Regions from separate parts of the Mus musculus genome. Here region 1 is linked to region 2. The links are chromatin loops, found by intact Hi-C in ENCODE. Cell type or tissue: heart. All regions are shown on one strand.

Region 1 (8,000 bases), 190 kb after region 2:
TACTAATTCACCGTGGTAAACAAAATGGGGGTGGTGAAAACATGGTCTTCCACCTCAGTCACTAAGACAAATTGTACATTATTGCCGTATTATGATGCAGCAGCTCTTCAAAAGGAACTGGGAGCACGGTGATCTGGAAATTGTAGGAACCAAGAAAGCCACATGGCCGAGTAAGCTCATCTAATCAAGCCTGTTAACTATCTCCACACACCTTTTGCAACAATTATCTAACCTAACTTTCCCTAATTGGTTCACACATTTATAGTACAGTAAAAGGGTTGGCAATCCCTTCTACTGAAAAAGCTTATTTCCTTTGTCAATCTCTACTTTAACTAGTAGTTTTCTCAAGCTACTAAATGTTATGAAAACACGTATTAAAAAATAAAAAAGGCAGACCACTGTCATTACACTGGAAGGTTCCTTAAAGACCAATTAGTACAAGCAGTTCTTCATCCTTCTGACCCAAGATACTAAAATTAATAGATGAACATACTGCTGAGCCAACTTTACATTTTTGAGAAGAAAAAAAATGGAATCATTCCAAACAAAAGACTTCCGCCTCAGCAAGCTCTCCAATGCTTACTAGAAGTTAAATTAAAACGCACCATAAAAACTAAAGCCACAGCAGCATGCGTTGGCTCTCTGTACCACAGGCTATGAGGACACCTCCCACAAGAACATTTCACCCCAAGAGCAATTTCCCTGTAATTATGACTCATGGCTGTAACTGCCCCATTGCTCTGGGCCATGCTAAAAATATTCCTCCCGCCTTACCTCCAAAGACAGTGTGCTCAAAAACATTTGCATCTCCAAGCTTAAAGGATATGGACCTCAAAGCTGATACCGCACCTCCACCAGCAATCAGTGCCCGCAAGGGCCCAAAGGAAAACTCTTAGCAAAAAGTGTCGGCCTGATGTCTCAAGGCTTCCAGTAAAAAACTGTCATTTGCATGATTATTTGGTTTTCCATTCGAGCAGAAAACACGGTGCATTATAAACATCAAGCCGCTGGCTATCGTAAATCTGGCTCTAGCCAGATACAACCAAGCATTTAGCCCTAGCAGGGTTTGCCTGCAGCTCCCCACAAGTTAGATGAACACTAGCTGAGTGCATCACAGGATGCTCAATACTGGGCAGAGTATGTGAGCAGCAGCAAGATGACAACTGCCCATCCTTTGTAACTAAGAATCTGAGAACTGCCCACAATTCCCTTCAAGCCGCCGGTTTTCCTCTAGTTCAGTGAGATCATGGGATTCAGAGGTTGGAAAGTACCTCTGGGACAAAATGGCTAACCACCCAGGCCTATCCAACTGGGGTCCTGAATGAATACCACCTGCCTTTGGTGTTAGTTCTTACAAAGATCACAGAGTATGTATGGATTTAAGGTGTGTTTTAAAAGCCAGACTTCCAATATCACAGGCAGGGACAGCCCCCTGCTGCTGATCCCATTTCTATACAAACAGCTTTCTTCTAACTACCCCACCAGGGAAACTTGCCCGCTCCTTCTGGGCTGCACTTCCAACCATTTCTCACAATGACTCGAATTCCCGTGGTGTTAAAAATGTGCTTTCTTCCACTATGTCTCACAATTACCCAAATTCCCAAACCTCACAGAAAACCAATCCTTAAGAACCTTCTCTGAGGATAGCTTCCAAAAGCACACTTGATGAGCTCAGCCAGCCGCAACAAGTGGACTTTCAAACCTGTGGTAAGAAAATGTAAAGGAATATACAAAAAAAAAAAAAAAAAAAAAAATCTTAAAATCAAATGCACACACACACTTTACAAATGCTGTCCATAGAGCGTGGATGAAGGAGACAGTGGATAAAAGAGATGATGGGATACTGTTTCCGAGGCACAAGGGGCAGTGCAGGTTTTTGGTGGTGTCCCATCCTCAGGCTGGTACGCAGTCTCGAACTCCCAATCGAAGAGGCCCGTAATGGGCCCCACGAGGGGCAGTGGAAGGGTCGGAGGGCATCGAGCGCGGAACTGAGTGCCGCGGCTTGCCAGGGGGTGCCCAAGGGCCCGACTGCCCGCCGCCCCACGCCGCCCGCCCCGTACCTGTGAGATAGTTGGTCCACTTGTACAGAACCCCCTCCATGCTTCAGAGCCCGGCGCCGCGCATCCTCCTGGCCCGGCGCCGGCCGCGCTGCTGCGGAGGCGCGGGCCCGCAGCCCTCCGCCCCGACCCGGCGGCCCTCAGAGGCCCGGCCGGCGGGCGCCCCGTGCTGCTCGGAGGCCGCGAGGCGCGGACATCCCCAGCGGGAACGGCGCGGCGACCCCCGGGACGACCCCAGCGCCCGCCGCCCTCCCGCTCCGCCACCGCTCCACGAGCCCCGGCGCTGCCCTCCTGCACGCCTGCCTTCCTTCCCCTCGGGCTTCCCGGCTTGTTTTCATTGACCCCGACGTCGCTTTCACTTCCTGGATGAAAGGGGCCGGCTCGGCCCACGAAACCCCTCCCCGGCGGCGGGGCTGCGGGACGGCCGCGTGCCCGAGGCTGCGCCGCGCGCCCTCGTGGGGCGGCTCCGCGGTCCCCCGCTCCCCGGCTGCCCCGCATCCGGACATCTCCAGTCCGCAGCAGACCAACTCCCGGGGCATCCTGCACAAGGCGGCTGCCGAAGGCCTCGCCTCCTTCGGATCTTTTTCAATAAAATCAAGGGTTGCTCATTTCTTGGAGCTTCCAGTGCTCACACTCCGGGGAAGTAGGAAGTTACCTCCTAGGAAAAGCTGGAGCAATGGCAAGGCCCTGTAATCCCAGCACTCTAGAGGCTGAGGCAGGAAGGACCAAAGGCCAGCCTGGGCTACATCCTTCTTTTAAGAAAGTAGTATGCAGGCCAGAGAGGTCCTCCAACAAGGTCTTATGGAACTAGGGTTGGCAAGATAGCTTTCCAAGTAAAGCGCTTGCCTCCGGGAGCTTGACCAGTACTGTCCTGGGGGCCTCACACAGTGGAAGGAAAGAACCTCATTTACACATGGGCCATGTTACACGCATCCCCCCCCCGGCCCCCCCCCCACACACACACACATTTTTTTTTCTTTTAATGTCATACATCACGATGTATGCCTTTAATACCAGCATTTAGGAAGCAGAGGAAGGCAGATGAGTTCTGTTAGTTCCAAGCCTGCCTGGTCTACGCAGTGACTTCTAGGCCAGACAGACCCCCCTTCTCTCTCTCTCTCTTTCTCTCTCTCTCTCTCTCTCTCTCTCTCTCACACACACACACACACACACACACACAGGAAAGAAGAGGTTAAGAAGAAAAATGTTAAGAAGGTATCGTGCATCCTATTTTTGTTTTGTTTTTAAAAGGATTTCTCTTAATTTTTTTTTAATCTCACTTGGAAGGGCGTCCTTACACACTTGACAACTTTTAGATTTAGAAAGTTTTGCAAATTCCAATTACTTTGCATAAAGCAGAGTCAGTATTGAGGTAGTGAAATCCCTGGCTTATCCTTCCAGGAAGGCTGACTGAATAGGGTGATCGGGATGTCCACTTGGGGAATCGACGAGCTGAATATTCAACAAATCACATAGAGTTCAGTAATGATAGTTCAACTGTGGAGGGCATCTGACACTTACCATAAAATTCGAGTTTTGTGTTGTTTGAAAGGTTTATCATACTAAAAGGATAAGGGGGATATATCAAGAGACTGGACTAATCTCTGTTGTCTATTAGCCAGCTGTGAAATTGGAACAAAATGTTCAATAGTCAGTTTTCCTGTCTGATGTGAATGAATTCTCATGGGAGAAAAAAAAAAAAAAAAAGCTTTTCTCTGCTAAAGGCCTTCACCTCAAGGGCGGCCTCAAGAGGTTAGGGACAGAAACACAAGTTATCTTTTGCAATGCCGGGCATGGGCTGCTGAAGCCCTGGAGACACTCCACTGTGTGTTCTGAGAGTCTCCTGGCTGCATGCGGTAGACATGGCCTGGAGTCTTTTTTCGCAGTACTCCAACTACCATATCCCCCCCTCCAAAAATATCCTTCAAGGACTTCCACAAATATCCAGAGAAGAGCAGCCAACCTATATTGTCAAGAACCTATTCTTCCAAAAATGTCTGCATCCACTGTGCCTGTCAAGTCCGTAGGGGCCTTAGAAGCCTGTGATTAGAAAGAATAACGACTAGAATATCCCACCGTGACCTGTTTGCATTTTGTATCAATTTCTTGGCCCAACATTTTAATATTTTAAAAATACTGTATTTAGGATCCTACAGCTATCTATTCTTTTTCTATGGCCAAATGGGTCAGTGTAGCATTTAAAAATTTAAAACCAAGCCATTCAAGCAATCCGTTAGCAGAGGCAGTGTTGGAGAGGCAAGATCAGGGCATCAAGTGGAGCCCATAAAATTTTGCAGCATCTCCTAAGTGCCTAGAAACGACCACCATAATGCCAGTTTTATTTCAGGAAACGCAAGTCTGACTACTGCAGGCGAAAGAAACCTGCGGACAGGGTGTGCGGTGCTATTCTAGCCAGAGTACAGCCAACCGGAGCACCCAACGGCCAAGACACACTCCAACCGGCGGCGATTTGCTGGTGCGAGAGGGGGCGGGGCCTCTCGTAGCCCCGCCTTGGACCTTTGTGACGTAGGACAATGCCTGCCACGCGTCCCAATTCAGTCTGATCAGCCTGCTGACACTCTGTGGGGCTTACACTGGGCCTGGGAGTGCTGCTTTGGGAAACATGAATCTCCTATTCAGACTAGCAGTTTTCCTTAGCCTGTGGTGTTGTTCCGATGCTCAGGGACAAACAAAAGAAGAAAGCACTGAGGAAGTGAAAATAGAAGTTTTGCACCGTCCAGAAAACTGCTCCAAAACAAGCAGGAAAGGAGACTTGCTAAATGCCCATTACGATGGCTACTTGGCTAAAGACGGCTCCAAATTCTACTGCAGGTAGGAGATGCTCCGTCCAGTTCAAGTTCAGTTGATAGACCACATCTTGCCCACTACCACCAGCAGCAGCAGCCAGAGCCTAACTGGTTGTTTTGTTTTAAGGTTTTTTGGTTTTGTTTTTTAACAGTAAATTAAGCCTTCATGCCGATTTAGATTAGAAGACATTCCCTAAACAAAACTGAATGTTTTTAGTTATTTGAAATGTAAGCGCAGTAAACTGACTGCAGACTCACTACGTCAGGCAGAGCACTGACCACCACCACTGTCCTTGGAACCCGGAAAACTAAATCTAGAGGCTTCTTGAAAAGATATTCACACTTTCTCCTTACCCAGAGCTGAAGTCTGATTCCAAACAGAGTGTATAAGAAAGCTACCGCGTTTCCTTCTGGACTTTGTGGGTCATTTTCTAAAACTCTGGTTATCACATCCATTCTCTCTGTTCCCTAGTCCGGTCTGACTGAATGCAGTCTGTTTAGCTGTACTGTTTCCCCTCAAAGACAGGCCAATCTTTCCAGTCTAGCAATTCTTTCCAATTTAGAGGAAAACTTATTCTTCCAACGTAGAAGAGAAATTTGACAGGATGCTATTTTTCAGTCGTTCTTAAAATGAAATTTAGGGCTCAGCCTGCCCCTTTGGTTTGGGAAACAAACCCAGAGAAGGTAAATGAGTCATTTTGTTCAAGCCATCCAGCTAGTTAGAGGCAGGAGACCCATTTTTAAAAGTGAACCATTGAGTAGTTTTTGTAAGGACGGCAAAAATCAGAAATCAGAATGTTTTCCAATGATATGCTCTGCCAATTTATGGGGAAGTTTGATCCAAACAATTCGCAAAGGACAGAGTTCTGAAGGGTGCAATGTGGGGAAAGAGATTCCAGTCTTAAGTAACAAGTGCCTGAGCTGTATTTAAGTTTCCTTTATGAGATGGTCTTACTTACACACTAAGTATGGTTTCTCATAGCCGGACACAAGATGAAGGCCACCCCAAATGGTTTGTTCTTGGTGTCGGACATGTCATAAAGGGGCTGGACATTGCTATGATGGACATGTGCCCTGGGGAAAAGAGAAAGGTGATTATACCGCCTTCGTTTGCATATGGAAAAGAAGGCTACGGTAAGTTGTGGGTTTTTTTTTTTGCTGTATCTTTTAGTAGCTTTAAAAAAGATAAGTCGTTTATAAAAAAAATCAAAACAAATCTGTATATTCTTTAAAAATGGAAGTAAGTCTCAAAGAGATATTTGCATATCTATGTTCTCAGTAACAGCACAGTCCACAAGAAGCAAGATGTGGAAGAAACCCAAGAGTCCAGAGATGGGAGAGCAAATAAAACAATGGGTATAGGGCACACAGTGAAATATTACATAGGCTTTCAAAAGAGTGAAATTCTGACTCATGCTACAGTGTAGATGAACCTTAAAGACTAATCCGCTAAGTGAAAGACGCCAGACACAAAAAAATATCAATACTGTAGGATTGCAATTATATGAAGTATCTATAATAGTCAAGCCAGCAGACACAAAAGCAGAGGGTGGTTACCTGGGACTAAAGGAGAGATGTTGAATAGCATAGTGTTTCAGTGATCAAGATAAGAGTTCTAGATGTAGATTGCACTGTAACACAATTGTACTTTATACTTATTTAAAAATAGTCAAGGAAGTAAATTTTGCTGGGCAGTGGTGGCGCACGCCTTTAATCCCAGCCCTTGGGAGGCAGAGGCAGGCAGATTTCTGAGTTCGAGGCCAGCCTGGTCTACAAAGTGAGTTCCAGGACAGCCAGGGCTATACAGAAAAACCCTGTCTCGAAAAACAAACAAAAAAAAAAACAACAAAAAAGTAAATTTTAAATTAGGTGTGTTTTGTCAATTTTAAAAAGTTACAGAAGAAATCATCACAGAAACTTGTTTAACAAATTCTTGTTATATTTAATTCATCCTATACCTTTCGTTTCATGTCTAAAGAAAACAAGACAGCATTGGAGTACCAACCTCCAGCCAGACTCTCATCCTCTGCATAGACACAGTGTTTAGGATGACTGTATATTCCATAAGCTCCCTTGGACATTTTTGGTTTTAGTATTACATATGTGCTTCCAGTAAAGATCATTAGTAAGCAGCCAGGTTAAGTTGTTAAAACTTGGGAGTCAGGAACAATTTCAGGATAGAAGGATGGTACCTCTGAGCGGTGAGTCGTTCTTCCCCCAACTCAGGAGAATCCTTCAGATGCAGAAAAAATAAGTTTCAGAGTTGTGCCTACTTTTAAATAGATCCTAGAGCAAGAAGATATGTGAACCTGCAGAAAGTTGGGGAAATATGATTAACTGGTGGGTAGGTGATCTAGCCCTAGAAGTAAGCTAAGTTCATAAACTAATAAAACACAAATTGTCTTTGATTCTAATGGAACGCTTAATTATATCCATAATTGGAGCAAAATTAGAACACAAACAAGGTATCATTTTTTGCTTATCCCACTAGCGAGGACGAGAATACTGACAGAGACATGGGGAAATGGGCCATTTCTTATATGATCGATGGGGAAGGAAGTCATTTGACCAAGAGTTTTATCAGAAGTAATTGTACCCTTATCTTCTGACTTAATAATTTTGAATTTTAGGACCATACACCAAAGCGTAAAAGAAGATTTATTGCTGTGTTAGTTAGGGTTCTCAAGAGAAAGAGAACCAGTAGAATATATTGATAGATAGATAGATAGATAGATAGATAGATAGATAGATAGATAGATAGATAGATAGAGAAGGGGAGGTTATTGATTGGCTTATATGAAGTGATCTGGGTAGCCCAACAATGGCTACCTTCTCAATGGAGAGAACCTGGAAGCTGCTTGGTCTTCAAAGCTAGATGCCTCAGCTGTGCCACACTAACCCTCAAGATCTGGAGGATTTTTTTAGAGCTCCTGGACTCCAGTCCATGTTGGAAGTTAGACTGTCAGACTCTGTCAGCAAAGAATGGTGACAGCAGCAAGGGTAAATGAAGCCAGCACAACATGAAGGCAAGCAGGCAAAAAGCAAACACTTTTCTTTTTCAGAGTTCCTTTTCTCCAGGCTGCTGCCAAAAGGTACTGTCGACATGCAGACCAGGTGTTCTCTCTTCAATTAAGTT
Region 2 (8,000 bases):
ATATTTATGACTACGGTTCCTAGAATAAAATCTTGGGAAAGAAGTTGTAAATATAAATCTAAGAAACTGTGATTAGGAATTGCTACTTTTGGGGGCGGGGGCTTACTTTGATGTTAAGGGTATGAAATTTTATAGATAACATTAACAACATACATGATGAGTAATGGCTTTTTTTAAAAAAAATATTGATTTCCTTTAAAAGATTCTATTCCTACTGTCTGAATCCCTGAAGTAAAATTTCTGACTCAAAGAGCAATACTATAATTTCTTAATTGTTAAGCTTTGGGAATTAACCTTAAGCTATCCAGGAATAGGTTTGGGTTTTTTGTTTGTTTTGTTTTGTTTTTGTTGGTTTTTTTGTTAACTGTGCCTCATAATTTAGTACCATTTTAATTATTAAAATTAATACATATTATATTAATTATATATTATAATAATTATATATTAATCTTTTGTTCAGAGGTATTTCAGGTTTCTGAATTATTTTGCACTGAATATTAGTGCCTCGTTTTTAAAGTTAAAAGTGTAGAGTAAAATAGCTTCATATTGGAGTAAAGTTTTAAGTGCTATTCATTTTTAAATAAGTAAATGTTGTAAATATGTTCATCAGTGACAAAGCTCACCAGAGTGTCATTGTCTACCGGATGCACATGACACTGTTACCTGTGTAGTCTCAGACTTCCACACAAGTCTGAAGGGAGATCTGCTCACGCCTAGTTCGGCTCCTAAAAGCGCCTGCTGTCCGCAGGGGGGCGGTGCCTTTGTGTTTACCTTTCTGTGCTTGGAAAGTGGGTTTCTGAACTCCGGAGAATCCTCTGAAATTTAGAATTGCAAATTTCACATTGAATTTGAAATCATTCCCCAGGGAAATCTTTATAGAAAAGAAAATTCTAGATCCTAAATAACAACAACAACAAAAAATAATTTTCTCAAGTTAAGAAAGGGTTTGCAAAGGAATTCAGTGCAAGATTGTCTATGTGTACTCCCGTTACGAACCTTCCACTTCGTGGACAGCTTTTGAAATTTAATGTGAGTTTGGGTTCACATCTCCCTGTGGCATTTCCTTCATATGAATGTTTTAAGGACTCCTGGGCATTTCTTTACGCCGTCCACTATCCATTCTCTGAGAATGGCCTGAAGGCTGGAAATAGTTTGGTTACTGATACAAGAATGTGTCACTAGTGTTGTAAGTGAATACAAATAGAAGCCAAGCTTGGGAACGCAGACCTGCAATCCCGGGTATCTGGGAGACTGGGGCAGGAAGATAGAAAGTTTGAGGTCAGCCTGCGAATCTTAGGTATACCTCATCTCAAAAAATATATAAAAAAAATTAAAGTACGAGGGTGGCATAGCACTTCTTTGTGAGGCCCAGGTTCAACAGTGATACCCTCCCTAAAAAAGCTAATTGTGCTGGGTCTGGTGGTGCACGTGTCCACCCTGTAATTCCAGCACTTGAAAGACCAAGGCAGTGGGGACCTGCTTGAGCCACACGATGAAACCCCAGCTCAGCCACCAAGAGCTTTAAGTATCTGAGCGAAATCACATCAGCAGAGATTTCTGTCTGTGCCATCTAACTCTGCATCCTTTGTGTCCAAACAGCCGAACCCATTCAGTTTACAAAGCGCATACAGAACATCGTGGTGAGCGAGCATCAGTCTGCTACTTTCGAGTGCGAAGTGTCCTTTGACGACGCCATAGTTACCTGGTACAAAGGACCAACAGAGCTGACTGAGAGCCAGAAATACAACTTTAGAAACGACGGCCGCTGCCATTACATGACAATCCACAATGTGACCCCAGATGACGAAGGTAACTGCACGGACAGTTTGCCAGTGACTATGTAACGTAAGACTCACCTGCACCTGCCTACTGATATTTCTACCTTTATGCTTACATTCTACAATCCTCTGTGGCGTACTTTATAACAAGAGGGAAAGACAGAAGTGAGCATTTTATATTGAGCTAAGGAAGTGTTTTAGGAGACTAACGTAGGATGACAATTCTCTCCAGGTGTCTATTCAGTAATTGCTCGGCTGGAGCCAAGAGGCGAAGCAAGAAGCACAGCGGAACTGTACTTAACAACCAAAGGTGAGGACAGGCCCTGTGGGGACCATGCTATTGTCCTGAAAGCAAGCATCTTGCCCAGAGAGCTATACATATAAAAACACTCTCTTTTTCTTTTGCAGAAATAAAACTTGAGATGAAGCCTCCTGGTAAGTTATTATTATCTATAGTAATACAATATAACTATTAATATTTAATTTTTGCTTATAGTGAGTTGAGTGTGGTTTTATAAATACAGAGGCCCAATTAAAATACACAAGGTTACCATTTCTCTTTTCATTAAAATGCTGTTTGGTAAAAATAATTTCAAGCAGAGTAATGTTATGCATTATGAATTTGGGGAAGTGGAGAAAGTGAAGTTGTTATTAGGAACACACAAAGGTGTGAATAGAGAAATAAGCAAGATCTCATGAGCAGCAGAACTGTGTGGCACGTGTGTTATGTCATGAATATCATCCTGTCTGCATGCCGGATGGGGCTGTTGGGAGTGACTGAACAATGAACGTGTGTTATCAACTCCCCAGTACTTATCACTATACATTTCTTCCAGATATTCCCGATTCCAGAGTTCCAATCCCAACCATGCCCATCAGAGCTGTCCCACCGGAAGGTAAGATCCTAGCCTTAGCATCTGGGTATAGAGAAGGAAGGTTCTACTTCATCGTCTCCACTGTGGAACCAGGAGAAACACTCGGCTCATGTTCTAAATAGAGACTGGTGTCAGTTGTTCTGACTAAACCCTTGAATTAATAAACAAAATGCATGAGATGTCTCTTTTTTTTCTTCTCAGAAATCCCTCCTGCGGTTGCTCCTTCCATCCCTCTTTTGCTGCCATTACCTGAAGAGAAGAAGCCGCCAGCAAAACGAATTGAAGGTATTACACTTAACTGAAGTGGTAAACCTTAGAATTCCAGTCTGGTCTTGAAAATGTGACTTCCTGTCACTCGTGCTCCCTCTTGTGGTCAAGAAGTTGAACTGACTTGAAAATGTTATTCCTGCTACATGGTTTGAAATTCTGAAAATTATCAGATTAACCCAAATGTTATGTTTACTTTTAAAATATTGCAAAGGAATCACTTAGGTATTAGTTAAAATTAAATTTATTTTAATGCTGCTAACTATTATGCCTAACAATCAATATGATAATAATAAATCCAATTTGTGGAGCAGCTTATGGAAATATATCATATTAGTTAAGAAGAAAACTGAAAATTGGGGTTTGTTTTCTCCTCAATTATACTTCTAACTACTCGTTGTTAGATACTATTTATGCAAAAATATAACTGAGAATACCTTTCACATGTTTGACTGGGTCTTCTGTGGGGATTTGTTTGTGTTTTATTGTGTTAACCAAGGAAGGAGGTAACTAATTAAGAGCTAAGTTCCCAGCTCAGAAGGCAGAGTCGGGACAGTTACCACCAACATAAGGCCCATAAGACAAGCCAAATGGAACTATATAGTAAGACCTTGCCTCAGAAGCAGAACGAAACAGACAAACCCTTAAACATACAACAAATTGACCATCTCAAATGCTAAATACTTAAGTAGCTTCCCTGAAGCCATACAACCCAGGCAGAAGGTTGCCTAAGACTTCCTAGGGCTACAAATTCAAAGTTGCTAGGAGGATTCTCTCAACATAGCCATAAAACATCTACTGGTCAAAGCTGTGTTTTTCTATAGCCTGGTCACTGCCACTATAATAACATCATGGAATGACATGTTGAGTTCTCTTACGCCTGCTGCAATTGATATTAAAATGTTTGGTCTATTTTTCAGTCAGTTCCAAAGAAATTCAGTATTTTTCATCCAATTTTGTGCCTAGTATACTTTTTTTTTTTTAAAGATTGTTTTTTTTTAATGTATGTGAGTACACTGTAGCTCTCTTCAGACATACCAGAAGAGGGCATCAGATCCCATTACGGATGGTTGTGAGTCACCATGTGGTTGCTGGGATTGAACTCAGGACCTCTGGAAGAGCAGTCAGAGCTTTTAACCACTGAGCCATCTCTCCAGTCCATATACTTTCAATAAAAGAAGGAAACATGTTTGTAATTTATATGAGCATACTTGAGGATATTTTGTGTACTTGCAGCATAGAGGAATAATCAAAAATCATAAATTAGATTCCATGATCTTTCTGGGGTCAGAAGCAGTAATTTCTGTTTAAAAAAAAAAAAAAAAAAAAAAAAAAAAAGGCTTTCCCTTTAAAGGGAAATGTCAACATGACTGCTGGTATTCATTGCAAAAGGTGAGAGTTTAAATCAGATTTTTAAAATCACAGGGTGTTTCCTGCTCACAAATGCTAACAGCCACAGGCAACATGGCTCAGAGCCGTGACCAGTGCATACCCCCTTGCAGCAGCAGCAGCTGCACCCACACGTATGACATGGGTTGGACTTTAATTCTCTTATTCCACTTGCTGTTCTCCTGAAAATTTTGATCTCCACACCCAAATGAAACACAGAGGAGAGGGCATAACTGCTCTCCTCCTCATCTGATAATGCTAATTCTTATCCACCATACAAGCAATGGACATATAAAGCCACAGTATATATTCTACCAAATGTATCCAAAATCAATCAATCTATCTATCTATCTCTCTCTCTCTCTTTCATGCACACACACTTTTTAGTACATGATTTTTCTGAAGCAAGTATCTCACAATAAAGTTTATTTTATAATGTTCTTATCCTAAAAACCTTTACTTATATCTGATATTTGTTTTTGTTTTTAGTGACCAAAAAGGGTGTGAAAAAAGATACCAAAAAAGTTGTCACAAAGCCCAAAGAAGAGGCCCCACCACCACCAGGTATATTATAATCAACTTTAAAAGTCAAATAAAATTTTAATCAAGAAATGGCATTAGGGTTTTCGCTGTGGAAACTTAGTGTAGGAAACACAAGGGGTAAGAGTTGGAGTCACGAGATGAGAAATCCCCTCGTCTCTCAAACTCTTGGATTTCTACCTTCCACGCCTGCCTCTGACAACTGATGACACAAGCAGAGAATGCTTGCCATCTACAGCTGATGATGTGAGAGAGACCTTCAAATCAATCAGGTTCCACTGCTCTTTCTGACCAAGCCCTCCCAGAGGAGTTCAGGGGTTGGTGCTACAATGCTGCCCCTGTAGCCCAGCTCAGGGTCTTTCTTGGTTTTCTTGTCTTACCATTTGAAGACAGAAAGTGGCACAGTTAGGAGAAATGTAATCTATCTTGGAGGGGTATGGAAGACATTTATATGACTAATGTAAAAAAGCAGCTATTGACACAGAGGGAAAGCCCAGCAACCTCCCACCCAGTGGCCAACACAGGCACAGGCACCGACCATCACACGGGCTTTCCTGGGTGGTCACTTTGAAAGCATGGGTGTTTGGTGAACTTTAAAGTTAATAATGAAAAGAGCAAAGGCGTGAGCTTTAAGCACTAGATCCTTTACACATTCCTTTGCTATTTCTTCTACGTTTGAATTGTTTCAAACCAGCCTAAACTGGAATGAAACCCCAGCCTCTGGGCAGTTTGTTACCCTGACTTGTCATAGCAACTCATATTAGCTTGGTTTGGAGATGATGGGGGCTCTATGCTGCTCCTGTAAGCGGTGCTACATTAGTAATAATTCATATGCAAAGGATGATGATAGTGCTCTAGATTAATAAACATTAAACAACACACAGTCTAAATGGAAACATGCATTTTCTGTTTTTTTTGAAGTCCCAGAAGTTGCCAAGAAGCCTCCACCTCCTACTCCCATGATTCCAGCAAAAGGTAAATAAAAAAGGAATTATTAGCCATTTTATAATTTACTCCTGAAGTTTGCTTGTATTCTCTTTATTGTTTTTAAATATTAAGCTTCCATGTTATTGTAAATTTTTCAGGTCCCCTTGGTCATTGTGAAAAAAGGCTAGAAACAATGTTTTCTGGTGCTCCTCCAGGGGAAAGGAAGCTATGGATGGAAAAGGAAGGGTTCCTTCTAAGCTTTACATTATAATCCACACACATATTAAGGGTTTATAAATAATGTTGATGTCGTGCTTCATGGGGAGTTGCAAGGAGCTCTCCAAACTGGTGTTCATGTAAAACGATGGAAGGTATAGCAATGTGAAACTATCTATTGAATCTATACTTTTGACACTAGAAGAAAACCCTCAAATCAAGAGCAAAGAGCATTTGATCCTGTCATGTTGCCTAGTTAATAAAATCGAACCCATAAAAAGCAAACCATAAGAGATTCTCAGTCTAATACTACAGCATCTGCAGAGCTTGGTGCTGAATAACTGTGGATTTCCCTTGGATAAAGCTTTCTGATGGGTGTAATTGATGGGATTTTTCCTTCTCTTCCCCCTTCTCCTTTTGTCTTTCAGCTTCTGAGATTATTGACGTGTCCTCTAAGGCTGAAGAGGTAAAAATAACAACCATCACCAGAAAGAAAGAGGTTCACAAAGAGAAAGAGGCTGTGTATGAACGAGAGGAAGCAGTCTACGAAAAGAAAGTTCACATAGAGCCTTGGGAAGAGCCCTATGAGGAATTGGAAACGGAACCATACACAGAGCCATATGAAGAACCCTATTATGAAGAACCAGATGAAGACTATGAAGAGATCAAGGTGGAAGCTAAAAAGCAAGTCCACGAGGAATGGGAGGAGGACTTTGAAGAAGGACAGGAGTACTATGAGAGAGAAGAGGGCTACGATGAAGGGGAGGAAGAGTGGGAAGAGATTTACCATGAAAGAGAAATAATTCAGGTTCAGAAGGAGGTTCATGAAGGTAAGCATCAACTGGGTGGCCATTCTTCCTCTGCGCCTCATTTTTGCTTCCTTTGATGTTGTTACTTGATGTAAGATGGGCATAAAAGCTAAGATGATCATTTTGGTTTCTCCAAGGCTATGGTCTTTAATCCTTTAATTTCTAGAGTAGACATCATCCCTATGTGAGATGATGTGATTTCATTGTAGGTTGAACCACTTAGTCCCAGTACTGAGGCTACATCCCATGGGCCCTTACTACTCAATTCTATCTTGAGACTTTGCTCTACAGTTATGTTGGTCATATACTGCCCAGCATGACAGATTCCTTTCACAATACTAAATTACACTTAGCTTTTTAACATCTGCAACAAACACAGCCTATTAGAATTGACTGGTTTAAGCATCCCTGTTTATCTTGTGCTTTTTATTAAAGAATTACATGAGAAGAAAATCCCAGCCAAAGTGCCTGAAAAGAAAGTACCACCTCCCAAAGGTATGTGATTAGAATCATTTAAATAAGCAGAGTATTCCTGTCCTTATCATGGCTTGTTTGGCAAGGATGACTGAATCAACAGTTAAATCCAATAGGCACAACTTCTTCTCTGAGTTTATTGTATCTATGAATTTTCTCTTGAGAATTTATATCTACTCGAAACAGTAAAAATATTAAGATAAAAGAATGTTACAGTAAAGATAAAATGAATATAAACAGTTCCAGTAACTCGCGCTTAAGGTTGAAAACACCAAACCTGCCTGTCTCTAAAACTATTCTATTTACATACATATGTGTGTATGTACAGAGAAAAAAGAAAGGATTTTTAATAGAAATTCTAAAAGTACTGCAATTTCTTTAAAATATTTGCAGTTGTAAAGAAGCCAGTAGTTGAAAAAGTTGAAAAGACTACTCGGAGAATGGAGGAAGAAAAAGTTCAAGTCATCAAAGGTACCGACACCATTTAAAGACTCTTCTAGTGACATGCACCTAAGCTCTCCGATATATGCTCACATGAGATTTATATAGTTACCCAAGCTGACATAGTTTTGAAATTTTGCGCTATGAAATCTCCTTCACATTACAAATGTATTTGTACATGTTTTTAAAGTACCTGAAGTTTCTAAGAAGATTGTTCCACAAAAACCTTCCCGGACTCCAGTGCAGGAAGAAATAATTGAAGTGAAAGGTATACATCTTCATTT

What was found. Peaks named below come from ENCODE experiments on the same cell type or tissue, not always from the same donor. Only the 100,000 strongest peaks of a DNase experiment are listed, where the experiment ranks them.
Region 1: a loop joins it to region 2, with 3 times the contacts of the local background. A loop is called at or near these places in 2 of 42 quality-filtered maps.

Annotation. Positions count from the first base shown.
Region 1 is chr2:76,669,695-76,677,694 of GRCm38, reverse strand. Fkbp7 (FK506 binding protein 7) reads left to right here and starts at 4,597. Exons shown (of 4, transcript NM_010222.2): 1 at 4,597-4,889; 2 at 5,847-5,998. The coding sequence starts at 4,681. Plekha3 (pleckstrin homology domain-containing, family A (phosphoinositide binding specific) member 3) reads right to left here and starts at 2,380. Exons shown (of 8, transcript NM_031256.3): 1 at 2,061-2,380. The coding sequence starts at 2,100. It overlaps Gm39860 (a long non-coding RNA gene), which reads right to left and starts at 2,054. Exons shown (of 2, transcript XR_866494.2): 1 at 1,845-2,054; 2 at 1-1,702. In heart, a CTCF peak has its summit at 3,803; DNase peaks (open chromatin) are centred at 2,524, 3,834 and 4,544; H3K4me3 peaks cover 4,294 bases; H3K27ac peaks cover 3,164 bases.
Region 2 is chr2:76,862,096-76,870,095 of GRCm38, reverse strand. Ttn (titin) reads left to right here. Exons shown (of 313, transcript NM_011652.3): 104 at 1,600-1,809; 105 at 2,011-2,088; 106 at 2,187-2,213; 107 at 2,615-2,674; 108 at 2,855-2,938; 109 at 4,799-4,873; 110 at 5,771-5,824; 111 at 6,421-6,822; 112 at 7,237-7,296; 113 at 7,669-7,746; 114 at 7,907-7,984. Among named protein-coding and RNA genes, the nearest start is that of Ttn, 120 kb to the left of the region's middle. In heart, a CTCF peak has its summit at 3,032 (motif pointing left); no DNase peak of the experiment used is centred here.